5 separate regions of the Homo sapiens genome follow, and regions 1, 2, 3 and 5 are each linked to region 4. The links are chromatin contacts, found by Hi-C or POLR2A ChIA-PET in ENCODE. All regions are on one chromosome and are shown on one strand. The core of a region is the stretch at or near the end of the contact, and the rest is flanking DNA. Distances in the headings are between cores, read along the strand shown.

Region 1 (5,850 bases), core at 161-2,660, 300 kb before region 4:
GCCGCTGAGATGGGAAAGGGAGGCGGGAGTGTTACTTACGAGGGAGTGTGGACATTGGGATCTCTCTGCTGGACTCAGTGGCTGTCCCCTTCTTCACTAGGTAGGAAATGCTTTTGTGGTTTGGGAGAGAGTAGAGAACCCTCAGTGAGTATTGGGACTTACAGGAAGAGGGGCTCCAGCCTGGGCCACCTACCCTCACAGCTGTGTCTCCCCTATGTGCACTCCTCCAAGAGGCCCAGCTTTCACCCCCTTTTGCTGTGCCCTCACCCTCTCCTCATGCCCACCAGATCTCCCCCACACTAGCTTCTCTCTCTTCCTGCACCCCCTTCCCTAGGTGCCTCAGGCTGGACCCAGTACCTACTAGAATTTGGTTCCTGGCACGAGGTTTGTCACCTGGTATGCACTGAGCCGAGTGACTGTGAAGCCAGCACCACTGTCCACCACACTCACCAGTTCCCTGCGCCCACGGCACGGAGGCACCACAAAGCTGGACGTCACCACTGGGCAGAAGTGGCGGGAGGGGAAGACTGGGTCAAGTTTCTGGAGGCCCCAAGGAGAAGGGGCAGCTTTTAGAGTGTGGGTACCCCAGGAGACGGGTGGACAGGAAGGCATGAATGGGGAAAAGGGTGCAGAGGGTGTCGCAGGAAGGGGTCTTTGGGGACTAGAGGGATGCCTTGGGAGAAGGTAGCAGACCTTTGCTGTCATTGGCTCTCCGGACCATCAGTGTGGCATTGCCTCCTGTGAGGTGACAGGGGGGCAAGGCAACCAGCAGGCTCTCCGTTAGCGCCGGGGACAGCAGACCAGAGAGGCTTGAGATGTTGAAGTCTGATGGGAGGCAGGAGGGAGCTCCGATGGGGACTGACCCCTCCTGGCCAACAGATCTGGCCCGGTCCCATTGGAGCCATCTCCCTTTCCACTCTGTGAACCCTGGGCAGAACAGCCAGGCCTGTGCCAGTATGACCACCAGGTGGCAGGCTTGGGCTGCAGAAGCTGCACCCTCCACCAAGCGGTCCCCAGAGCCAGAACCTGGATGCCAGGAGTCGGGCAGCGCCCAACCTCACCCCTCCCCGCAGCATCGGATCCTTGCCCACACCTCTCTGCCTCCTAGGTCTGGAGGAGGATCAGGAGTGTACCCTGAGCCCAGTGTCTGATACCCAGTCACTGCCATCACCAGCCCTGACTCCCAACTGTCCAGACCTCTCTTTGAGAGCCCTGGAAGGTACAGTGCTCCCTGTCCAGGCCCCCAGCCCCCTTCCCACCCCTGCCAGAGATGGAAGAGACCTGCAGCCCCTGGGGACAGCAGAGCCAGCAGAATCAGGATCAAGGGCAAGGTCCGGATGGGCAGCAGGGGTGCCATGCTGGGCTGGGAGGTGGAATAGGTGCTGGCAGGCTGGGGTTCCTGAGGCAAGTGAGGCCCTGCCCCTGGGGTGGCTGATTTTGTCCTGGGGGTGGGAGGGGCTGGAGGGGAATCCAGTCCAACCTGCCCCTTGGGCCCTATAGCCTCAAAGGGGTGGGGAGAGCAGACAGGTTTTTCAGGATGGGGAGCTGGCCCTCAGGCCAGGAGGGGGGATGCCCTGGCTGGGTCTTGATGGTGTAACTAAGGTGGGGAAAGAAATCACCCCTTCTTCTGGGACTCCCGTGCATAAGGCAGTGTTCCTGTGTGCACGGGCATCTGGAGACTGGCCAGTCCTTGGAGGACTGCTCCCCCGATGTGGTGGGGGTCTTTCCCCCACCCCTCAGAAGGGTGATGAGTTTGGAAGTTGCCCTGATATGTAGGAAGAGAATACTCCAAGGGGCTACTGAAAGGGCCTTGAGTGGGTAAGAATGGGAGAGAAACATTCTGGTGGGGAGGGGCAGCAGACTGAGGGTTTCAATTCTTGGAGTGCACTGAGGCTTAGGTACTGCTGCTCTGGGAGAGGCAGGGGCTGTGGGGGCCAGGGAGCACATGCGGTTTCAGATTCCTCTGGAGGGTGGGGACGAAGGTGGCCATGGAAGACTTCTGGAGAGACCAGAGAGACAGACATTGACCCTGGCCAGCAGGGGTTGGGGGTGGGCACAGTCAGCCTTGGGCAGCAACCATTTGTTGAACTGAGAATGGAGAAAAGAGACCTCGTAAGATAACATGAAAAAGAGACAGAACTTCCCTGACTGCCTCCTCCAGCCCTGGGCTACATCAGAAAGAAGCAGAGGAGTTCTGAGCAGAGGGAGGGGAGAGGAGTCAGGACGTCTTCCGGGCCCTGGGTAGGGGTTCTGTGTGCTCCATTGTAGCCCTACAGCCACCCTGGGTGGTAGCTGGTACTGGCTTCCTTTTGTAGTAGAACTGAGGCCAGGCACAGTGGCTCATGCCTGTAATCCCAGCACTTTGGGAGGCCAAGGTGGGAGGATCACTCGAGGCCAGGAGTTCAAGACCAGCCTAGGCAACACAGAGAGTTTGATCTCTATTAAAATAGAAAAGAGATCAGCCGGGCGTGGTGGCTCATGCCTGTAATCCCAGCACTTTGGGAGGCCGAGGTGGGCGGATCACCTGAGGTCAGGAGTTCGAGATCAGCCTGGCCAATATGGCGAAACACCATCTCTACCAAAAATACAAAAACTAACGCGGTGGTGTGTGCCTGTAATCCCAGCTACTCGGGAGGCTGAGACAGGAGAAACACTGGAACCCAGGAGGTGGAGGTTGCAGTGAGCCGAGATTGTGCCCCTGCACTCCAGCCTGGGCAACTAAGTGAAACTCTGTCTCAGAAAATTGAGAGAGAGAGAGAGAGAGAAAAGTGGAAACTGAGACTCAGACACATAGAGTTACTTGTGGAAAGTGGAATACTTTGTCGGGAGAGGCTGTAGAACTTCCAGAAGCCTGAGAGCTGTACAGAGACTGTTGCTGTATATCTGTTTGCTCCACGAACTATTCTATCTTCCTCAGTCCCAGGGAAGCTTAGGGTCCTGGTAGGAATGTGAGGGAGGTTGTGTCCTTACCGCCAAGGTGGGAAGGGTAGGCTCAAAGTTTGGGGTGAGTGGAGAATGACAGTAAAGGAAGAACTCATGGGCCTAAGCAGAGAGTAGGAGGGTCTTACGCCAGTGCATCTCCAAATTTAATATGCGTATGAATTACCAGGGATCTTGTTAAGATGCAGCTTCTCATGCAGTCATGCAGTGGGTCTGGGGTGAAGCCTGAAATTCTGCATTTTTTTTTTTTTTTGAGACAGAGTCTCGCTGTGTCACCCAGGCTGGAGTGCAGTGGCGTGATCTCGGCTCACTGCAACCTCTGCCTCCCAGGTTCAAACGATTCTCCTGCCTCAGCCTCCTGAGTAACTGGGATTATAGGCATGTGCCACCATTCCCAGCTAATTTTTGCATTTTTAGTAGAGATGAGGTTTCACCATGTTGGCCAGGCTGGTCTCAAACTCCTGACCACAAGTGATCCACCCGCCTTGGCCTCCCAGAGTGTTGGGATTACAGGTGTGAGCCACCGTGCCCAATCAATTCTGCATTTCTAGTGACTTCCCCGTAACACTGATGATGCCGGTCTGAAAGGCCCACACTTGAAGTTGCCAGCTGCTCTGTATTGGTAAACAGCATCCCCACCCCCAGCTGGATCCTCTTCCACGGACATCAGGGATCAGGGCAGGTGTTCCTTCCCAATCTGCCCGAACAGGCTGCTTTTGGGTGAAGAATTTGGTTCTGTTTTTCCTGCACCTTGGCTTTTGATTCCACCACCACTGCACAAATGGAAAGAGGGTCTCTTGCACATTAAGGACAACTTGGGAGAGAGGGGACAGATTAAATGGTGGAATGCCAGGGTGAGGGGATCTTCCTGGTACTCCTCAAAACCTGTCACCCACCAGTAAGTTGTTTACACTTGAACTGGGAGGTCTTTCTCCTCATTCACAACCAAGAAGCAGAAAGAAGAGGTTGGGTTTATTGCAGGGTGGGTTGAGTTGGGTCCACTCTTAAGCCCCCATCCCCATCTAAAATTATGAGTGGTACAGAGTGGAGTAGGGGAGGGCAGATCTCTGATCAGATTTTAAAGGGATAAGAGGGCCCTGTGCCTTTAAGCTCTCCCTTCTCCCTCCAATCCCCCCCCCCCACCTTCCCCACCCCAGCCCTCCCCAGGTTTCTGGAGGAGCGGGGAGTTGCGTCTTCTCCCTGCCCTGCCGAGCTGCTCACTGGCTGCTCTGGAGGCTGTGCTTTGCGGTCTCCATGGAAACCATTAGTTGCTAAGCAACTGGAGCATCATCTGTGCTGAGCTCTCGCATCTAATTATCCCATCACAGCAGCCGAGAAGGGTTTGGGGAGCTGAGAGGAGGGGGAGGCCAAGCCCAGGAGCAAGAGGATAACTCTTTTAGCAGAGCAGATTCATTGACAATGCTGAAGTCAGTTAAAGCCACAGCACCATGTTCCTCTGGAGGATTTCCCAATGGCTTGGAGTAAGGGAACCAGGGCCACATGCCTGAAGTCTCTGTCTTGGACCCACTCTTTCTAGGCTGTCTCCTCCTTGGATTCTTGATTCTAAACTCTCTTGAGTTCCCTCCCCTGCCTCCTCTCTTCCAAATCTCCTATTCAAGCACTCCTATTGCGTACCAACTATGTCCTTGGAACTGCACTAGCCACCAGGGATATAAAGGTAAGATAAGTCTCTGCCCTCAGGGAGCTCTTAACAGCTCTAGTCTGCTCAGCCTAGAAGACTATCTCCTAAAACAAACTTCTTTCTGGACTGTGGCACCTTTTTTTTTTTTTTTTTTTTTTCACTTGAACTATGGCAGTTCTTCAACCAGGAGAGCTGGGATCAGAACCCAGGTCCGTCTGACATGCCCAGGGTTCTCCTTCCAGAGTGCCACTCTCTGCCTCCCAGTCAATTAGAAAAACATGTCTACTTGGCTGCATGGCCATGTCAGCCTCTGATGGCAGCTACTGTCCTCTTGTTGATGAGATACCATGTAACTTTAGGTGGACTTCAATGTTCTCACATTTAAAATGGAAGACTTGGCCAGGTGCGGTGGCTCACGCCTGTAATCCCAGCAGTTTGGGAGGCCGAGGCGGGTGGATTACCTGAGGTCAGGAGTTTGAGACCAGCCTGGCCAACATGGTGAAACCCTGTCTCTACTAAAAATACAAAAATCAGCCGGGTGTGGTGATGCATGCCTGTAATCCCAGCTACTTGGGAGGCTGAGGCAGGAGAATCGCTTGAATCCAGGAGGTGGAACTTGCAGTGAGCTGAAATCATGCCACTGCACTCCAGCCTAGGCAACAGAGTGAGACTCCATCTCAATAAAATGAAATAAAAAATGGCAGACTCACCAGGCACAGTGACACATGCCTGTCATCTCAGCACTTTGGGAGGCTGAAGTAGGAGGATCACTTGGGACCTGGAGTTTGAGACCAGCCTTGTGACGCAGCAAGGCTCCATCTCTACAAAACTGAAAAAAAAATTATGGCCAGGCGCTGTGGCTCACAGCCTGTAATCCCAGCACTTTGGGAAGCCAAGGTGGGAAGATTGCTTGAGCCCAGGAGTTCAAGACCAGCCTGGGTGATATAGTGACATCTCTTCTCTATTAAAAAAAAAAAAAAAAAAGCCTGGGCACGGTGGCTCACGCCTGTAATCCCAGCACTTTGGGAGGCTGAGGCGGGCAGATTATAAAGTCAGGAGTTCGAGACCAGTCTGGCCAACATAGCGAAACCCCGTCTCTACTAAAAATACAAAAAATTAGCAGGTATGGTGGTGTGCGCCTGTAATCCCAGCTACTTGGGAGGCTGAGGCAGGGGAATTGTGTGAACCCGGGAGGCGGAGGTTGCAGTGAGCCGAGGTCCCACCATTGCACTTCAGCCTGGGTGACAGTGCGAGACCCCGTCTCAAAA
Region 2 (5,378 bases), core at 1,484-3,983, 270 kb before region 4:
AAAACCAGAAATGGGTTGTTTGGGTCAGGCATGGTGGCTCATGCCTGTAATCCCAGCACTTTGGGAGGCTGAGGTGGGCAGATCACAAGGTCAAGAGTTTGAGACTAGCCTGGCCAACACGGTGAAACCCCATCACAACTAGTAATACAAAAATTAGCCAGGCGTAGTGGCACATGCCTGTAATCCCAGCCACCAGCTACCAGCTACTTGGGAGGCTGAGGCAGGAGAATTGCTTGAACCTGGGAGGCAGGGGTTGCAGTGAGCAGAGATCACGCCACCGCACTCCAGCCTGGACGATAGAGCAAGACTCTGTCTCGGAAAAAAACAACAAAAAAAGCATTGTTTGGGAACGCCGCCTTAGAGGCCTCTCATAACAACTGGTGGAGAGCCTTTGGTGGGATGCTATTTTTTTTTTTTTTTTGAGACAGGGTCTAACTCCAATTGCCCAGGCTGGAGTGCAGTGGCACGATCTCGGCTCACTGCAGCCTCGACCACCCCTGACTCAGGTGATTCTCCCACCTCAGCCTCCCAAGTAGCTGGGACTACAGGAATGCGCCACCATGCCTGGCTAATTTTTTTTTTTTTCGTACTTTCAGTAGAGACAGAGTTTTGCCATGTTGCCCAGGCTGATTTTGAACTCCCAGACTCAAGCAATCCACCCACCTCAGCCTCTCAAAGTGCTGGGATTACAGGCATGAGCCTCCACACCCAGCCTCCTATTCTATCTTTAGAGCTCTAGTGAGATGTACTGTTTGCCTGGACAGAACCATACCTGATGCTGGAAGTTCCAGCTCAGACAGTTGGTCCCTGCAGGAAGCTTCCCCAAACTCTCAAGTCTGGGATTGGTGTCCACTTCCCCTAAATGTGCCCACACTGAATTGAAATCACCCACTCACTTGTTGTCTGACCCCCACTAGGCTGCAGGCTGTGTGAGGAAAAGGACAAACATCTATGTCACCAACATGTACCAACCTAGTGTCTAGTCAAGTGCCAGGCACATAGCAGGTCCTCAATAAATATCTGTTGGATGAATAAGTAGGTGGGGTTGGTCAGAGAAGGATTCCTGAAGGAAAAGACTTTTTTTGTTTGTTTGTTTGTTTTAAGAGACAAGGTCTCATCTGGTTTGAGTTGGTGTTTGAAAAAATAAATAAAGAGACAGGGTGTCCTGGTGTTGTCAGGCTTGTGTGCCCAATCCCACCATGATCAGCACCAGAGTTTCAATCTGTTCCATTCTGACCTGGGCCAGCTCACCCTTCCTTAGTCAACCTGGCGGTCTCCCACTCCTAGGAGGTCACCATATCGATGCTGAACTTGGTGTGGACACCCATCAGCATAATGCATTGCAGCCCAGAACTCCCGGGGTCAAGTGATCCTCCTGCCTGCTAGCTGGGACTACAGGGCTTGCCACCGAGCTGGGAGAAAAGGCAACTATTGAGGTATCACAGGGTACAAGGAGGACAGAATTGTCCCCAATTGGGTGAACTGCCCATGCAAAAAGAAGTCTTGAAAGGAAAGTAGTGGGAAATAAGGACAGGGAGAAAAGTAAGGCAATTGAAGGGGAGGGGGGGAAGGAGCCCTTCAAGATGATTGGCTTTGCTAATCAGGGAGGGCTTTGGGTAGATGGGAGGAAGGGTCTCAGCCATGTTGGGGATAAGAACACCTGGAATCCCTCAAGTGGAGTCTTTTTACAGGGAGGGTCCTAGAAATCAGCTTGGCTGGAGGGGAGAGAAGCTGAAGGGGGTTGGGGTAGCTGGTAGGAGCTTTGAAGCCTGGCTGGTTTGTATTTGATGCTGGGGTCTGGAGGGAATGGGTGCTCTGGGAAGGCCTGAGGCACGGAAGGAAAAGGTAGGAGCAACTTCCTCCTACAGACCCTCTCTATTAGATGGAGACCCTGGGAGGACAGGGCCTGTATCTTCTGTTTTTTTCCTACCCTCCTCCAGGTGTTTGGGACCCACAAGTAGAGCCCCTAGGGCAAGGATCTGGAATTGGCTGAGGCAGCCTACTGAGCGGGATGGTGTGGCAGGGACTGTGGGAGCTCCCTCCTTCCATCAGCCTTCCCAGAACGATCTCCTTCCCTAGGAAGGTGCTGTTCCCGCAAGAGGCACACTCTACTGTCGTCGCCAGTGTTCTTCTTCCGCGAATCCCCATGTGAGCGTATTTTTTCCAGCGGCTGCTAAGCCAGATTTAGCCACCAGGGGGCAAAAAAGCAGCCCTTAAGGTCAGTGTCCCTCCTCTTTCCCCACCCACACACCTGAAGGCCAAGATGGGTGGTGCCTCACCTGGCGCTCCATTCGAGCGCAGTAGCTGCGTTAACCCCTTCCTGCCTAGTCTGCGGTATTCCCTCGGCAGAGTCATCCACAGCAGAGTTGAGGGTCACAGAGGACGGGGGAGGGGCTGTTCGCTAGGGGAGGGGCTAGGGTAGAGGTGAAGTCAGGTTTCCAGCTACTCAGGTCCTTAGTCCTCGCTGGAGCTAGGGGAGGCTAGCGTTCCCTGCCTCCGTTGGGTAGTTAGCCCCCCAGATGGGTGAAGCAGCCCCTCTGGGGGCAAGAGAGGCATGGGCTGCGGTCACCTGCGCTGGGCCTCAGAAGTGGGATGTAGAGGAGAGCGCTGAGGCAGCTACAAAACCCAGACTTCCGGGCTCCCCTGCTTCAATCTGGCAGGGACCTCGGCTGTCGGCTGCAACTTGGAGATGGGGGTGGGGTGGGGGAAGGGTAGCCAAAAAGTGGAGGGAGAGTCCCTGAGGCGGCGGTGGGGAGGGGAGGCAGGGAAGATTAGGCAAGAGAGCGGGCGATTCCCGAACCGTCAGGTGCCTTGTTTTGCGTGTGGCGACTCCAGAACCAAGCAGCCTTTCAGGGCACTGGAACCCAACCAGTTCCGGGATTGCGTTCCGGGGCACAAGGTGTTAAACTGTGGGTGGGAGTGGGGTCCGGAGTCCCTCCTCCTTCCCTCCCTCACAGCGTCACCACCACCGAGTCCACCAGGCTGGCACTCAAGGAGTTAAGTCTGCCCGCAATCTGCAAGACTGGAGCCGCGGAGGGGGAGGAGGGGGAAGCGGAGGGGGTAGAGGAGAAGGGGGAAGCAGACTGCAGGGAGACAGCGCCAGGAACCCCCTCCCCAGGGTCCGGCCCCTGGGCCCCCAGCCCCAAAAGAGGCCCTGTCCTCCCCGGGGTCGTGCTCTCTCCCCCCGCCCTGCCCCCGCCCTCCAGCTTTGTGTCCCCAGGAGGGTGGGCTGCAGGATTTCCAGCCAAGCCTTGCTGCCTGCTCAGTTTTTCCAAACCCTCCAGTCGGGGAAGGCGGCAGTGGTGAGGGATAAGAGTCCCTCCCCCCTGCCCCAGCCGGCCCCCTCTCTCAGCCTCCCTTTCCTGCCCCCACACCTTTTCCAAACTCCTTCCCGTTCCCACCCTGGCCCCTGCTCCTCTATTGGCTCCCAAGTTGCAAGCTCAGGTTGGAAGGGGCCAGGCGGGTCCCACTATCCTGAGAGGCGCTTGTGAATCCACACTCCTCAGGCCGACCCTGAGACCCGCGGGGCACCCGCCCTGCTTCTCTCCGCTTGGCGCCCGCCCCATCCCAGGACCTTGTCCTGGGGTCTCCCACCCCGAAATGGAGGCGTTGCTGGGGGGCGCCGGCAGAACCCGGCAGCAGGCTCTGTGTGGCAGGTGCCAGGCCCTGGGGCAGGCTTCGAGGAGGGGGCAAAGTGTTCCGAGCGCTGGCACGGTTCTGTCCAGCAAGTCTATTATATAATCACCATCTATCAGGAAGCCAGGCAGCTGGAGTGAGTGGGGAAGCCAGGATGCCCGGATCGGCTCTTCCTCCAGGGCCCAGGACGGTGTCGCCACCAAGATGGGGGTGCGGGCGCAGCCCAGCAGTGAGATGATGTGGGGGTCGAGGGGCAAGTGAGGGGCGCTGGGCAGTCAGATGGAGGCCCCACAAACCCCGCCCCCAGACCTCTGACTGACAGTGCCCTGAGCCAATGATTGAAGTCACTGTGGGGCTCTGCGTTAACTCTTTCTTGGGTCCCTATTTGCTTTAGGTGATAGAGTCCTTTTCAGGAACTGTTTGGTCTGGACTCCTCCCACCTTCTCGGGCTAGTGCTCCAGCCGGTGAGGAGTACCAGCTGGAGAATCCTTTTGTCCTAGTAACCCCGGCAACGGGATGCCTAATCTCAGACCCCCAGCAGCCCCAAAGTAAATTGTATTACAAGATACGGTTGTGTGTACACACTGTGCTTCCAGAAACAGCCCCTCGTGGCGCTGGCACACCCACACTGCGTCACGAACGGGCACCCTCACGCACCCATACCCATGCGGGCACTTCCACCGACGAACGCCAACGCTGACACACCTGTGACACCCCTCGTGACACAGTGACACACAGATACACGGAAAGACAGAGGTTCCCCGAGTTGGCCAGTAGAGGGAGCCGCTCGATTCCAGCAAGGGCCCCCTGCCTCTCTCCTTTCCTCCTGGCTCTCTCCAGGGTTCCACCCAGAACTTGTGGCTGCCCAGAGCTCAGCTCCGAATCCCAACCTGGAACCTCCGCTGGGGGAATGAGTCACAGCCCCACCCAGGGGAGCGCTCCGCGTGGCTGCTCCATAGGACATGTATTGTGCACCATTTAAGAGACCCCTGGCAACACAGACTCACTTGCCCCTGCAAACACTGTTTTGGACCTACTACGAACCAGGAATTGTGCCAAAGAGATCATAACAAGCCCCTTTGGCTTGTCATATATGTAAGGGGAGACTGATCCACATAAATGCAGTGGTCCCCTCTAAGAAGCACCCTGTTGGAGAAGTGGGGGCCCATATTATGTCTTTCTGGAGAGGAGATAAGAAATTAAACCTTATTTCCATGGGTCAGGTACTAGCCTAGGTGCTGGGATCTTTCACATTAGAAGCCTCTCTGGGCTTTGGTTTTCTTTTCTTTTAAGTGGGGATAAAATCGACTTCTCAGGACTGTGGTGATTCAACCCCCTAACCCAGGACAGTGCTTGGCACAGCAGGCTGGCACTTGGAAAAGTTTTGGTGATTGGATCAAAGCATCATCATGAGACAACGTGCATGAAAATGCTTTGTAAGCAGTGATGGGACACATGGGGGGGGGTTACTATGTTATCTTCTTTCAGGTTTTTGTCCCCTTCCACCTGTGCCTCCCTAAACCTTGTCCAGTGCCCAGCTGTTGGCACCATCAACCCCTCAAGGCCCTTAGGAATCTTTTGGGGGAAATCAGACATATATATATATGTGTGTGTGTGCATACACCTATACATATATAGGGGTGTGTGTGTGTATATATATATGTGTGTGTGTGTGTGTGACAAGATACAACACATCAGGAAGTACTCAGATGCTATGATGGGATAGGTGGTCAGAAGAGAGG
Region 3 (5,261 bases), core at 2,762-5,261, 370 kb before region 4:
TTCTATGGCTTCTGAAAAAAAAATAAAAACTTTGTCCAGTTTCCAACAAATTCTGTTGGGATATAGATTGGGATGGTTTTAAAATGCCAAATGAATTTTGAATGGATTGACATTTGGACAGTATCAAAGTCATAGCTTGTTTTTCAGGCATGTAGTATGATTTACGTTTGTTCAAATTACCTTTTATTATCCCTTAGTAAAGTCTTTGTACTGTATTGGGATGTCATCTTCTCATTTCTTTTTCTTTTCTTTCTTTCTTTCTTTTTTTTTTTTTTTGAGACGGAGTCTCACTCTGTCACCTAGGCTGGAGTGCAATGGCGCCATCTCAGCTCACTGCAACTTCTGCCTCCCAGGTTCAAGTGATTCTCCTGCCTCAGCCTCCTGATTAGCTGGGATTACAGGTGTACACCACCACACCCGGCTAATTTTTGTATTTTTAGTAGAGACAGGGTTTCACCATGTTGGTCAGGCTGGTCTCGAACTCCTGACCTCATGATCCGCGCGCCTCAGCCTCGCAAAGTGCTGGGATTACGGGAGTAAGCCACCATGCCCGGCCTATCTTCTCATTTCTTAACATTCTTTGGAAATACAGTGAGCAAACTAGCATTTGAGTCCCTACTATCCTGATCATAAAGTGCTTTAAAATGTTTTTCCATTTAATTCCCACTGACTGGGTGCGATGGATCATGCTTGTAATCGCCGCACTTTGGGAGCCTGAGGCAGGTGGATAACCTAAACTCAGGAGTTTGAGACTAGCCTGGCCAACATGGCGAAACCCCCTCTGTACGCCGGGTGCGGTGGCTCACGCTTGTAATCTAGCACTTTGGGAGGCCGAGGCGGGTGGATCACGAGGTCAGGATCGAGACCATCCTGGCTAACACAGTGAAACCCCGTCTCTACTAAAAATACAAAAAATTAGCTGACCGTGGTGGCGGGTGTCTGTAGTCCCAGCTACTCGGGAGGCTGAGGCAGGAGAATGGCATGAACCTGGGAGGCGGAGCTTGCAGTGAGCCCAGATGGTGCCACTGCACTCCAGCCTGGGCGAGAGAGCGAGACTCTGTCTCAAAAAAAAAAAAAAAAAAAAGAAAGAAAAAGAAAAAAAGAAAGAAAGAAACCCTGTCTGTACTAAAAATACAAAAATTAGCCAGGCGTGTTTGCGGGCACCTATAATACCAACTACTCAGGAAGCTGAGGCAGAAGAATCGCTTGAACCCAGGTGGCCTGGTCCTGTAGTCTTAGCTACTTGGGAGGATCGCTCAATGCTCAGGAATTTGAGGTTAGAGTGAGCTAAGATACCATTGCACTCCAGCCTGGGCAACAGAGCAAGCCTGTCTCAAAAACAAACAAACAAACAAACAAACAAACAAAAAAAACAGACCGGGCGCAGTGGCTCACGCCTGTAATCCTAGCACTTTGGGAGACCGAGGTGGGCGGATTACCTGAGGTCAGGAGTTCGAGACCAGCCTGGCCAATAGGGTGAAACCCTGTCTCTACTAAAAATACAAAAATTAGCTGGGCGTGGTGGCACATGCTTGTAATCCCAGCTACTCAGGAGGCTCAGGCAGGAGAATGGCTTGAGCCCAGGAGGCAGAGGTTGCAGTGAGCCGAGATCCTGCCACTGCACTTCAGCCTGGCCGACAGAGCAAGACTCTGTCTCAAAAACAAACAAACAAACAAATAAACACCATCGACCAGGCACAGTGGCTCATGCCTGTAATTCCAGGATATTGGAAGACCAAGGCAGGTGGATCCCTTGAGCTCAGGATTTCGAGGCCAGCCTGGCCAATATGGTGAAACTCTTGTCTCTACAAAAAATAGAAAAATTAACCGGGTTGGCTGGGTGCAGTTGTTCATGCCTGTAATCCCAGCACTTTGGGAGGCCAAGGGGGGCAGATCACCTGAAGTCAGGAGTTTGAGACCAGCCTGACCAACATGGAGAAACCCTACCCCTACTAAAATTACAAAATTAGCTGGGCATGGTGGGGCATGCCTGTAATCCCAGCTACTCGGGAGGCTGAGGCAGGAGAATCGCTTGAACCCCAGAGAAGGAGGTTGCAGTGAGCTGAGATCACTCCACTTCCAAAACAAAACGATAGGGCTGTTAATTTAGGTGGTGGTTACACGGGTATTAACATGTGTAAAAAATCACTGAGTTGTACATGTAAGATTCCTGCACTTTTTGTATTTTATTATGTGTATGTTAAATCTTAAAAATAAAAGCGGAGAAAAACCTGATGGCTTCCTACTCCTCTATTAGGTAAAGTAAGAATCTGCTCTGGTTTGGTTTCGGAGGAACTGTTTCCTGGTCCTTGGATCTACCTGGCTGAAAGCACAGTGCCTGGTACAAACTAGGCTCCTCCCCGATTTTGAATTAACGAAGTTCAGTGACATCGTCATCCTATTTTTTTTTTTTTTTTTTTGAGACAGGCTCTCGCTCTGTCACCCAGGCTGGAGTGCAGTGGCACGATCTCGGCTCACTGCAACCTCTGCTTCCCAGGTCCAAGAAATTCTCCTGCCTCAGCCTCCCCAGTAACTGGGATTACAGGCGTGTGCCACCAAGCCTGGCTAATTTTGGTATTTTTAGTAGAGACAGGGTTTCACCATGTTGGCCAGGCTGGTCTCGAACTCCTGACTTCAAGTGATCTGCCCGCCTTGGCCTCCCAATGTGCTGGGATTACAAGCATGAGCCATCGCGTCCGGCCTGTCATCCTATTTTATCTCATCTCCTCCTCCTCCCTTCCCTGACCATCTTCTCTGGAGTAAAAGATCTTTGCTCTCAATTTTGGAACACTTACAATTCCTTCAGCCACTCTTGTTAGGAAGATATAAGGGAAGAGAGCGAGAGACAGGAGGCAACTCAACGGCCAAACAGGTTTATTCACAGGAATAAGCCTGCAAGGAGTTCCAGTCAGGAGTCTGGCTGAGACCCTGATCGCTTACAAGCTGAGGCTTTTATAATATCGTTTCTATTGGGGAGAGGTCGGGAAGTGCTGGCTGATTGGGACTGTTGGGGACTTTGTTAGGCTATGTTACCTTCTGTTGAAGCTATGGGCAGGGTTAACATTTGCTCTGTTTCTGAGAACACAGTCATCATTGTTGTAAAATAGCATCACTACTGTTACTCCTCACAACTCTTAACTGGGATCAGTGAAAACCATTGTTGTTGAGAACTCTTATAGAATTTCTGAGCTCTTATCTAAATCATCTGTTGAGTCTTCACAATGATCTACCAGGCTGGTAGGAAACGGGAGCTCATAGAGATTAACCAAGGTCATACAGTTAGAATGCTGTGGGTCTAGGACTAGAATTTGATATTTACTCCAGGCCCCGTCTCTGTCCCCAACAATCTAACCACAAGTTAAAATTCCAAATTGTGGGCTGGGCGCGGTGGCTCACGCCTGTAATCCCAGCACTTTGGGAGGCCGAGGTGAGCGGATCACGAGGTCAGGAGATCGAGACCATCCTGGCAAACACGGTGAAACCCCGTCTCTACTAAAAATACAAAAAATTACCCGGGCGTGGTGGTGGGCGCCCGTAGTCCCAGCTACTCGGGAGGCTGAGGCAGGAGAATGGTGTGAACCCGGGAGGAGGAGCTTGCAGTGAGCCGAAATCGCGCCACTGCACTCCAGCCTGGGCGACTGAGCGAGACTGTTTCAAAAAAAAAAAAAAAGAAAAAAAGAAAATACTGTGTGTTCCTACAACACCTTTCCCAGACTGTGAGCAACTTGGGAACAATGATTATCACCTTAGTGTTCGGTGTGTTTTGTAGAGGAGGGCACTCACTAAAAACTGGTTTGTTGAATGCAACCACTTAAGAATTGGACATGCCGTGCCCAGCCCCTAAGGGGCGCTATGCTCGTTCGTCCAAGGAGCAGCGTGACCAGCGGGAGGGAGTAAGTCGACGTCCCCGGCATGTGGGGCGGGGAACTCCACTGGCCGGCAAGCGAAGCAGCAGGCGAAGACCACGCCCCCGCCGGCCGCGCTTGCGCAGCCTTCGCTAGCCCCGCCCCGTCCTATTCGGGCTCCCGCCTCTGTTCAGGTAGGAGGCGGTATGCGGGGGAGGGGAGTCACCTGAGGGCGGGGATCTCAGGTCTTGGGGAGCCATTGTTGGCGAACCCCAACTTCCGATACGACCCGGAGCTGTTCCTGCAGTTCCAGAGACAATTCATGGGTCTTGGGGCCACCGAGGCGCTGTCCCTGACCACCAGCACGAGACCCCTTTCTATCGCGCCAGTCCTGTGGTCTCCGCACCTCTCCAGCTCCTGCACCCCCGGCCCCCGTGGTTCCCAGCCGCACAGTAGCGTGTCCTGGGTAGCGTGAGGACCCACGGGGCTGGGCAGGTGCCACGAGCCCGCCGCCTCTTCGCCGCCCGCCGCCTCTCCTCCTCTCCCGCCCGCCGCCTGGCCCTCCCCTACCAGGCTGAGCCTCTGGGTGCCAGAAGCGCGGGGCCTCCGGGAGAATACGTGCGGTCGCCCGCTCCGCGTGCGCCTACGCCTTCTGCTCCAGTTGCTTTCCCAATTGAGCGGAAAAGCCGGGGCATGTTGCCGGGGCCCTGGGCGGGACGGTTGTGCCCTGCAGCCCGAAGCCCGCCGGGGCACCTTCCCGCCCACGAGCTGCCCAGTCCCTCTGCTTGCGGCCCCTGCCAACGTCCCACAGGTTGGAAACCAGACCCTGCAGCCCCCAGCTAGCCCGAAGGAAGCCCAGACTGACGTCGCAGGGTAATGGGGACCCAGAGGTAGCTCTGTGGGGCCCCATCAGGACCTCAGCCCTTAGCGGGGCTTTCTGTGTGACACCGTGGGACCTGAACTGGGGAGGTCCCCCTTGCACAGAATTACAAGGGGCAACTGTAGGAAACAATTAAATCTATTATGTGCTAAGTATTGAGAGTTCCACGGATTGAGGCCCTCTCTAGAAGGCTTAGAAGTGGGGTAGCCGGGGTATGTGTCTGACTTTGTGTTTTGGTGCGGTGGTGGTGAGTGGGTGTAGAAACTAATAGTGCCAAGTGCAGTGCCTGTCAACTAGTAAGTTAATAAACCTTCCGTGAATGAATGAGAAGGTTCTGTGACTGAGGGAGCAGGGCTAGAGAGGGCATCTCTGCTCATCCCACCCCTGCCTCCCCTGGGCTCAGGCAGACAAAAGTAATTAGGTTGAACCTTTAATCAAAGCTGGTTTCACAGGCAAGCAGACATGATAGAGGAGGTAAAGGCAGAAATCCTGGGGACACAGGGTGCTGGCCTGGCTCACAGGCATGCCTCCTTCCG
Region 4 (5,470 bases), core at 1-2,500:
GCTGCACACCTGCTGTGTCAGGCTCTGGTCTCCTGTCAATGGCTGCCTATCCTGCAGCCGGGACTGGCTGGTTCCCTGCTCTGTCCTCACAGGAGACCGGGAGGCTCTGTGGGCTGAGCTCAAGGCTGGGGCTGAGTCTGGCTGGGACTTCTCTTCACGCTGGCTCATTGGAGGCCCAAACCCCAACTCGCTTAGCGGCATCCGAACAAGCAAACTGGTGCCTGTTGACCTGAATGCCTTCCTATGCCAAGCAGAGGAGCTGATGAGCAACTTCTATTCCAGGCTGGGTGAGCACCCCAGTAGGGAAGGGAAAGCAGGGAGCTTGGTTTCCTGCTCAGGCTTGGCAATAGAACTGGAAGTAGGACCCTTGTGTGACAGGCCTTCAGCAACTTAGCCTGTCGAGCCCCGCCCTAGTGGAAGCCTGCACTCACATTTGCGTACCAGACAAGAGAACAAACGGAGCCAACCCTAATCCTCTCTTCCTCCCTTTCTTACTGTGAGGGTCTCTAGGGTCTGTGAGGGGAACCCTAGTCCACGCATCCAAAATCCTTCCACTCCCTCTCCCTCAGACAGCTGCCCTTGACCCCCTAAGAGCTAGGGGAATCCACCCAGCCAGTACCCTTGGGAGGATAGACCCTGGAGACCCTGGGGACAGATCAGCTCCAGTGGTTCCCTGGGAGCAGTGCGGGGCCATAGGCCAGAAATGTGGTGGGCTCCAGATCGGCACATCCCCTTGGTCATCAGGGTGTCTCAGCCTTTGCAGAGAAACACAAAGCGGGGAGGCTAAAGTAGAACCACGAAAAAAGCCTGGGGCAGCAGGCAGGGCACTGGCTGCTGGCTCTAAAGGCAGCACTGCCCCAGGGAACGACTCCCAGGCCACGAAGTACAGAATCCTGCGGTCGCAGCGCTTGGCCGCCCTGAACACAGTCCTGTGGGATGAGCAGACCGGAGCCTGGTTCGATTACGACCTTGAGAAGAAGAAGAAAAACCGGGAGTTTTACCCATCCAACCTCACTCCACTCTGGGCCGGGTGTTTCTCTGACCCTGGCGTGGCGGACAAGGCTCTGAAATACCTGGAGGTGAGGGCACAGCAGGTGGCTCGGGTCCACTGCAGGCAGCACCGCCCCCTCCCGACCCTGAACAGGACCTGCAGGGGAGGGCGCTTCCTCCGGCTATGCCCCTTGTCCCAGCCTGCGGGTCCCACCAGAGCCACCGGGGGGCAGCTGTGAGCCGAGAAAAGAAGAGCCAGGAAGGGGACGTCTGGCTTCCCGCGGGGTCCAGCGTCCTGTCCTGGCTCCCAGTCCAGCCCCACCCACAGTCATGGGAATGTCTGGGACCTTCTAGGACAACCGGATCCTGACTTACCAGTATGGGATCCCGACCTCTCTCCAGAAGACAGGCCAGCAGTGGGATTTCCCCAATGCCTGGGCCCCCCTGCAGGACCTGGTCATCAGAGGTAGGGAGGCAGGGCTGACACAGCCAAGGACCCTTCCCAGGGTGTAGAGGTGGGCCTCCCTGGTGCTGGGGAGGCATGAACAAAAGACACAAGAGGCCCCGTATCCTTTCTCTCGCTCCTCTGCTCTCCTGGCCTCCACTTGACACTTATGTCCACCCAGCCTGTCCAGTGCAATCAGTCCTGTTCGCCCTTCAAACCAGGGCCGTCGATTAAGGGCAGTTTGGCCTGTGGTCTCAGGAAGGAAGTCTTAGGGCCCAGGCCTCTTTCCCTCCTTGGGGAGAGTAGGGTGCAGCCACTGCTCTGTCTGGGATGGGAGACCTGGAGGTTGAGTCCTGCCTGCAATGGGGTCTAGGCCTGGCCAAGGCACCTTTACGTCGGGCCCAGGAAGTGGCTTTCCAGCTGGCTCAGAATTGGATCCGAACCAATTTTGATGTCTACTCGCAGAAGTCAGCCATGTATGAGAAGGTGAGCTGGCCCAAGCCCTCCCTGCACCCCCAGGCTGTCCCAGTGGCCACTCCTGAGCACTGCAGGGGCTGCTGGGCAGGCAGAGCAGCTTCTCCCCAGGGGCTCTGGTTGTTTGTTGTTCCTGGAGCTGGGGGGCAGTACCTGACATACAGCCCACCCGCTTGTCCCCAGTATGACGTCAGCAACGGTGGACAGCCCGGTGGGGGAGGAGAATATGAAGTTCAGGTGAGCAGGCCAGGGGTGGGCTGGCCAACACCAGGGAACTCCTGAACTCTGCTGCTCATGACCCCCGCCCCAGGCCTCAGTGTGCTCACCTGCATGTGGGCCCGGGGGAGGAGCTGACTGGTGCTTCCTGTACCGCTGGGGTTAGGCAGGGCCAGTGCCCCTGGGGAGAGAGCCCACAGCCCCCACCAAGGGTATGAGGCTTCCCCAGAAACTGGCCCCACTGCCCTGCCTCTCCCAGGAGGGATTTGGCTGGACGAATGGCGTGGTCCTGATGCTGCTGGACCGCTATGGTGACCGGCTGACCTCAGGGGCCAAGCTGGCTTTCCTGGAGCCCCACTGCCTGGCGGCCACCCTTCTGCCCAGCCTCCTGCTCAGCCTCCTGCCATGGTGACAGCCCTCCTCTCCTCACCTGGCCCCAGCTCCTGCCCCATTAAACCTCTGCACCAGTTCCTGCCTTCCCCTGCCTCTTCATGCCCTCCTACCTCCCAGCCTGTCCTCAGAGCGAAGTGGAGGGCAGGGTCACGACCTGGAGGTCATGGGTAGGGGCCTAGCTCCCTCCTGGAACCTTGAATAGGGTGGAAATCCTGCTCTGGAGGGAAGACCTATCCCCAAGTGCCTCAGCGCCAAGCCCCACACCGGCCTTCCACTCACTTCCGTAGTCCAAAGGCTTTATTGTTCTGCTGAAATGCTTACAAATACTGAAAACCCCCAGCCTGGGCCCAGGCAACCAAGGGCTCAATGCTGGGAAGGAGAGCAGGGGAGGTGGGCTTAGTGTTAAGGCGTGAAGGGCGAGGCCAGACAGCTGGAGGCCTGGTCCTCCACTCTCCATTTCCATCACCCTTCGGAGGCTGAAGGAAGGGCGGCGGCACCACAGGGCCCTTCCCCTCTGCTGCATCATCTCCTGCTCAGGCTTTCTCTCTAGGAGCATTGGAGGAATCCTCTTTCCCTGTCGGAAACTCAACACTGTACAGAACTCCAACCATAACCCTTCTAGCTTCCTCTCCCAACTGCATCGCTCCTCCTCTGTTCCATAGATCCCCCGGCTTCATCCCTTCTGGCTCTAAGCAAGGCACCAGTGGAAGGGAGAGGGCTGGACTGGGGGGCTGGCAGCCTGTGCATCAGGGCTGAAGACACAGGCAGGGGGAAGGAAAAAGGTATTCAGTCCCTTCCCCCCAGCATGAGATGCCCAGGGGCCTGGGCTGGAGAGATGATGGCACGTACCCTCAGATGGCCCACAGCTGAAGCAGTGGGCTGGGCCACAGAGCTGCAGCAATTAGTATGTAACCATGGCAATGAAGCAGTCACTATGGTAACCATGGTGATGAGTCTGCAACTAGGGGATGGAGCTGGGACCTCAAGGTTGACACTTGAGATCTCTGGCCCTTGAGCAAGGTAATAAAAAGTATAAGGGAAAGGAGAACAATGGGGCAGAGCGGGGTTTGAGAAATGGGAAGCGGGCCGCCTGAGCTATTACCCCACTCTGGATGTGGCTCTGCTCAGCCCCCAAAGCCCCTGGCAAAGGGGTCTGAGGCAGGAGGGGATCTTTGGCAGCTTATGGTACCATAATTTGTCTTTTAGAAAAGAGAAAACAGGCTGGGGAGAGCAGGTGTCAGGTCAGAGCTGAGGCCCTCTCTGTGACAGCTCCTCAGCCCTGGCTGGGCCTGGGGCAGGACCCTAAAGGGTTACTGCAAGTTCTGGGCTCCCAGGAGGCAGCAAAGCCACCTCTACTTTTCTTCTTCTGGCTGGTTCTTCAGGAGGCCAGAGCCCAGAAACTCACAGGACCAAGCTCCTTACAGAATATTAAAGTCTTCTTATACAAAAGCCCCAGTTGTGCTCTGCCAGGAGGCCCACGGCAGTTAGTTCATGAACTGAGTGTAGCCCTCAGCCCCTGTGACAATGACATCCATCCAGATACGCATGGCCTCTGCAGATGGGGCCACCATGTAGTACAGCCGGTCATGGGTCTTTACGCAGAAGGTGAGGGCTGGGTTCGGGCTCTGCCAAAGGAAGAGAGGAAGGTCTAAGATGGGGCTCACCCATGCCCAGGAATATTCTCACCTGCCTCCCTATCTGCCCTTTCCCCTCCCAGCCCCTAGAAAGCCCTGGAGCTTAGTCCTAAATAGGTCCAGAGCCTAGACCCTACCAGTCCATGTGAGCCCCAGGCTGAAATGTTCCCTTCTCACACCACAGCAGTCCTGGGCTCTCTAAACTCCCTGGACCCTGACAGAGCTATACCCTGACAAGGGGGGCACTGGTCCTTGGCGCCCCAGGTTCAAAAGTGAGTATCAAGAGGATCAAACACAAAGGCTTTTCCAGTGAGGACCAGAGTTTCCTCTCAGCAAAACAGCGGCAGACAGAAAAAGCAACAAGTAGGATGCCAGGCCCTGGGACCCCAGAGGAGCAGAGATCAGGACTGGGGTGGGCACCAGAGGGCTGGGGGCAGGAAGGCTGACTTGCACTAGGGAAGCAGGCCCCAGCCTCCAATATCTCCTGTTTATCAATTTCTCCCTATTAAATCTAGTCTTTAAGGGTCCCCTCCACCCCTTCCGGCCATCCCTTCTCTATCACCAGACCCCCATGGGGTCTGCTGTCATTTCCAGGAGAGGGAGGCAACAAGGAGAGAGAGGCACCCAAGCCCACAGGAGCTTCTTGCTCTTTGCAACCTGCTTTCTGCTCCTCCCTTGGGCCTGGGGGAAGGGAGGGGGATGAAGGGGAGGTCAAGGGTCAGGGATGAGTGGGGTACAGGAGGTGTTAATGTGCTGGTTACAGCTAAGTGGGGAGGGGTACCTCAGTCACCATAGTGAAGCGGAAAAACCTCTTCTGGGAAGGGGAGAGGGAGAAAGGAAGAGAAAGTTGACAAAGAGAACAAGGACTGGGTTGGAGCCTCTGTAGAGGGCAGGCTGGAGGCCTTTGCTCCCAGAGCCCCACCAGGCCACCCCTTCCCCATGGCTGTCCCTCTGGCCCCCCTCTGGTGCCCTCCACCCCTGACCTTGGCTGCACTGCGCAGGTGGTCGTAGTACACTTCCTCAATGGCCTGGAAATAGATGACTCCCTTCAGCTTCGTCTCATGCTTGTCTGCAAAGCAAGTAAGGGTGGGCTATGGAGCCGGTCACACTTCAGGTCTAGCTCCATTTACGTGGAGCTCCATGGCCTGAGCTTCCAAATCTGGGAAATGGGGTGAAGATCCTAGTCTCCCAAGACCCCCAAACAGAACCCAATACAGAATCCTAAAGATATGGATAATGCTCAGCCTCACTCATAATCACAGAGAAATACAAATCAGAACTCCACTGAGATACCACTTCTCACCTACCCCAATGACAA
Region 5 (2,605 bases), core at 106-2,605, 440 kb before region 4:
CCTCTGCTGACTACTGATTGGATTTTACCTATGGCTTTCTGCAACTTGCTACTCTCTCCCTCTCCATCCCATCTTTGCAGCCTCATAGGGTGGGATACAGCAGCTTTTTTTGCAGTTATCCACACTCACATTTCAGAGTCCTGACTCTCAAGGAACCACTGGTTTTTGGGATAGAACTTGGGCCAGGGCTAGGAACACAGGCTCCACGGTGACATGTCATTTGATTGTAAATTAAGTGTTCTGATTAGTAAGAACTAAGCAGGGGGCCACATGCTCTCAATGGAGACAATAAAGTGTTGTCTTTTTCTTATTGTTTATGTAGGTATATTTCCTATATGGGCATTTTTGGGTAGATTGGGAGGGGTGGTGGGGGTACTTCCTCCAACAGGATGCCTATCTCTCTGCCCCATCAGACCCCGTCTAACAAGAAGTGAACAGAACTGAGACCAAACAGAACATATTGAATAAATATTTAAATCCTGATACTAGAGGTGGCATGGAGGGCCACAAAATTGAAGTTATCCTGTTTCCTGGCATGGGAACAAACTTTCAAAGAGTCACCGGGTGCAGTGGCTCATGCCTGTAATCCCAGCACTTTAGGAGGCTGAGGCAGGAGGATTGCCTGAGCCCAGGAATTCAAGACAGCCTGGGCAACAAAACGAGACTCCGTCTCTACAAAAATAAAATAATTAGCCAAGTGTGGTGGAGCACTTGTAGTACCAGCTACGAGGGAGGTTTAGCAGGGAGGATTCCTTGAACCCAGGAGTTCGAGGCTGCAGTGAGCTGAGATCACACTACTGCACTCCAGCCTGGGTGACAGAGCCAGTGACACCCGGTCTATTAAAAAAAGAAAGAAAGAAAAAAAAGAAAACTTTTAAGGGGTCTAATTTCTTCACTTTTCCATTCTCCCTTTGTCAGGTAGGAGAAGGGAGTAGGGAGTGACTGGACCTGGAAAGGAGGGCTGCAGTAGCTATAATATTGACCCCTTTCCTTTAAAAATCCTACGCCGGCACAGATTTCCCAGACGCTCTCTAGGTGGCCTCAGACTCCACCCCTTTGGTCTTCCGCTTCTGGTTTCCGATTGTAGTGTTTAAATCTCGCGCGCTTTACAAGGATTGGCTACATCAGCGGATAGTTGGCAGTCTGCGTGCTACCCCTCCTCCTCGCCTTTTCTCCCCGGGCAAAAGGTTTTCAAATTCGACCAATCAGCGGGCGCGCTCCCTCAGCCGAGCCGCGACACCCAAGGGTTAACCGCAACCAACCGGAGGCGGGTATTGGAGAAAAGAGCCAATCAGGAGGGCGCAGAGGTGTGTCCTGGGGGCTTATAAAGGCGGCCTCGCGGCGCGCGCGCGACAGCAGTTACACTGCGGCGGGCGTCTGTTCTAGTGTTTGAGCCGTCGTGCTTCACCGGTCTACCTCGCTAGCATGTCGGGCCGCGGCAAGACTGGCGGCAAGGCCCGCGCCAAGGCCAAGTCGCGCTCGTCGCGCGCCGGCCTCCAGTTCCCAGTGGGCCGTGTACACCGGCTGCTGCGGAAGGGCCACTACGCCGAGCGCGTTGGCGCCGGCGCGCCAGTGTACCTGGCGGCAGTGCTGGAGTACCTCACCGCTGAGATCCTGGAGCTGGCGGGCAATGCGGCCCGCGACAACAAGAAGACGCGAATCATCCCCCGCCACCTGCAGCTGGCCATCCGCAACGACGAGGAGCTCAACAAGCTGCTGGGCGGCGTGACGATCGCCCAGGGAGGCGTCCTGCCCAACATCCAGGCCGTGCTGCTGCCCAAGAAGACCAGCGCCACCGTGGGGCCGAAGGCGCCCTCGGGCGGCAAGAAGGCCACCCAGGCCTCCCAGGAGTACTAAGAGGGCCCGCGCCGCGGCCGGCCGCCAGGCCTCCCCATGCCACCACAAAGGCCCTTTTAAGGGCCACCACCGCCCTCATGGAAAGAGCTGAGCCGCTTCAGACTGCGGGGCAAGCGGGCCGCGGCTCCCTTCCCCTCCCCTCCCCTCGCCCGCCTTCGCCGCCCGGCCTCGAGTCCCCGCCCGCCCCCGCTCCCGTCCCGCACCGCCTGCCGCGTCGGCCTCGGGCCCTGCCCTGTCCGCCGTCCGCCCTCCGGTAGGGTTCGGGCCTTCCGGATGCGGCTTGGGCGCTCTTCGGGGACCTCCGTGGCGCGGAAGACCCGAGCCTGCCGGGGGGAGGCCGGCGGCGCCGCACCTGCCCGCCTCGGCGTTCGTGACTCAGCCGCCCCATCCCGAGTCGCTAAGGGGCTGCGGGGAGGCCGCAGCACCTTCTGGAAGACTTGGCCTTCCGCTCTGACGCAGGGCCGAGGTGGGCAGTCCAGGCCGAGAGGCCGGCGGCCCTGAAGGTGAGTGAGGCCCTCGGCAGCTGCAGCCGGGGTGTCTGGTACCCCCCCGGCGTGGTGCTTAGCCCAGGACTTTCAGACGCGGCCGCTGGCCGGGAGGCTTTGGTGGGAGAGACGCGATCGCCGATTTCGGTCTGGCGCCCCTTCTGCGGCCGGGACCCAGGCCTTTCACATCAGCTCTCCCTCCATCTTCATTCATAGGTCTGCGCTGGGGCCGGGACGAAGCACTTGGTAACAGGCACATCTTC

The links. Hi-C counts contacts between places; a loop is a spot of excess contacts on that map. ChIA-PET counts read pairs that join two places held with the same protein, here RNA polymerase II (POLR2A). Pooled maps may share reads with other maps.
Region 1: a loop to region 4 is called in a map of ascending aorta, with 6 times the contacts of the local background. The contact joins the promoter of UPK2 here to the enhancer-like site in region 4. A Hi-C loop is called at or near these places in 18 of 168 maps with a recorded cell type or tissue (B cell, CD4-positive, alpha-beta T cell, CD8-positive, alpha-beta T cell and 12 more), 24 of 37 single-sample maps with no recorded cell type and 24 of 50 pooled maps. POLR2A ChIA-PET finds 5 or more read pairs at or near these places in 4 of 52 experiments (OCI-LY7, T-cell, WTC11 and 1 more).
Region 2: a loop to region 4 is called in a map of left cardiac atrium, with 23 times the contacts of the local background. The contact joins two enhancer-like sites. A Hi-C loop is called at or near these places in 5 of 168 maps with a recorded cell type or tissue (CD4-positive, alpha-beta memory T cell, Caco-2, IMR-90 and 2 more), 1 of 37 single-sample maps with no recorded cell type and 14 of 50 pooled maps. POLR2A ChIA-PET finds 5 or more read pairs at or near these places in 4 of 52 experiments (PC-9, Panc1, activated CD4-positive, alpha-beta T cell and 1 more).
Region 3: a pooled map shows a loop between it and region 4 (4-fold over the local background). The contact joins the promoter of SLC37A4 here to the enhancer-like site in region 4. A Hi-C loop is called at or near these places in 3 of 50 pooled maps. POLR2A ChIA-PET finds 5 or more read pairs at or near these places in 3 of 52 experiments (GM10248, T-cell and activated T-cell).
Region 5: a pooled map shows a loop between it and region 4 (3-fold over the local background). The contact joins the promoter of H2AX here to the enhancer-like site in region 4. A Hi-C loop is called at or near these places in 1 of 50 pooled maps. POLR2A ChIA-PET finds 5 or more read pairs at or near these places in 4 of 52 experiments (BJ, GM10248, OCI-LY7 and 1 more).

What each region holds. Positions count from the first base shown.
Region 1 is chr11:118,951,858-118,957,707 of GRCh38, reverse strand. It overlaps UPK2 (uroplakin 2), which reads right to left and starts at 1,410. Exons shown (of 5, transcript NM_006760.4): 1 at 1,282-1,410; 2 at 694-825; 3 at 362-500; 4 at 40-110. The coding sequence starts at 1,357.
Region 2 is chr11:118,927,251-118,932,628 of GRCh38, reverse strand. It overlaps the pseudogene RN7SL688P. Among named protein-coding and RNA genes, the nearest start is that of BCL9L, 4.0 kb to the right of the region's middle. RefSeq lists enhancers at 3,571-3,620, 3,631-3,910, 3,921-4,040, 4,390-4,891. Within about 2 kb of position 2,733, at least 39 of the 41 ENCODE cell types and tissues checked have a DNase peak (open chromatin) inside an H3K27ac peak, as active enhancers do.
Region 3 is chr11:119,029,627-119,034,887 of GRCh38, reverse strand. SLC37A4 (solute carrier family 37 member 4) reads left to right here and starts at 4,011. Exons shown (of 10, transcript NM_001467.6): 1 at 4,011-4,039. RefSeq lists a silencer at 4,397-4,556.
Region 4 is chr11:118,655,356-118,660,825 of GRCh38, reverse strand. TREH (trehalase) reads left to right here. Exons shown (of 15, transcript NM_007180.3): 10 at 93-287; 11 at 862-1,079; 12 at 1,345-1,456; 13 at 1,809-1,921; 14 at 2,093-2,146; 15 at 2,385-3,510. The coding sequence ends at 2,537. It overlaps PHLDB1 (pleckstrin homology like domain family B member 1), which reads right to left. Exons shown (of 23, transcript NM_001144758.3): 21 at 5,136-5,221; 22 at 4,934-4,966; 23 at 2,798-4,143. The coding sequence ends at 4,003. Among named protein-coding and RNA genes, the nearest start is that of MIR6716, 14 kb to the right of the region's middle. RefSeq lists enhancers at 1,295-1,844, 1,892-2,186, 1,845-2,394. Within about 2 kb of position 1,250, at least 11 of the 41 ENCODE cell types and tissues checked have a DNase peak (open chromatin) inside an H3K27ac peak, as active enhancers do; they include ascending aorta and heart right ventricle, where a contact is called at or near this core.
Region 5 is chr11:119,094,215-119,096,819 of GRCh38, reverse strand. It overlaps H2AX (H2A.X variant histone), which reads left to right and starts at 1,355. Exons shown (of 1, transcript NM_002105.3): 1 at 1,355-2,605. The coding sequence starts at 1,426. The coding sequence ends at 1,857. It overlaps DPAGT1 (dolichyl-phosphate N-acetylglucosaminephosphotransferase 1), which reads left to right. Exons shown (of 9, transcript NM_001382.4): 9 at 1-310. RefSeq lists enhancers at 172-733, 759-868, 734-1,297, 1,419-1,848, 1,298-1,861 and 2 more and silencers at 1,169-1,268, 1,969-2,108, 2,119-2,248.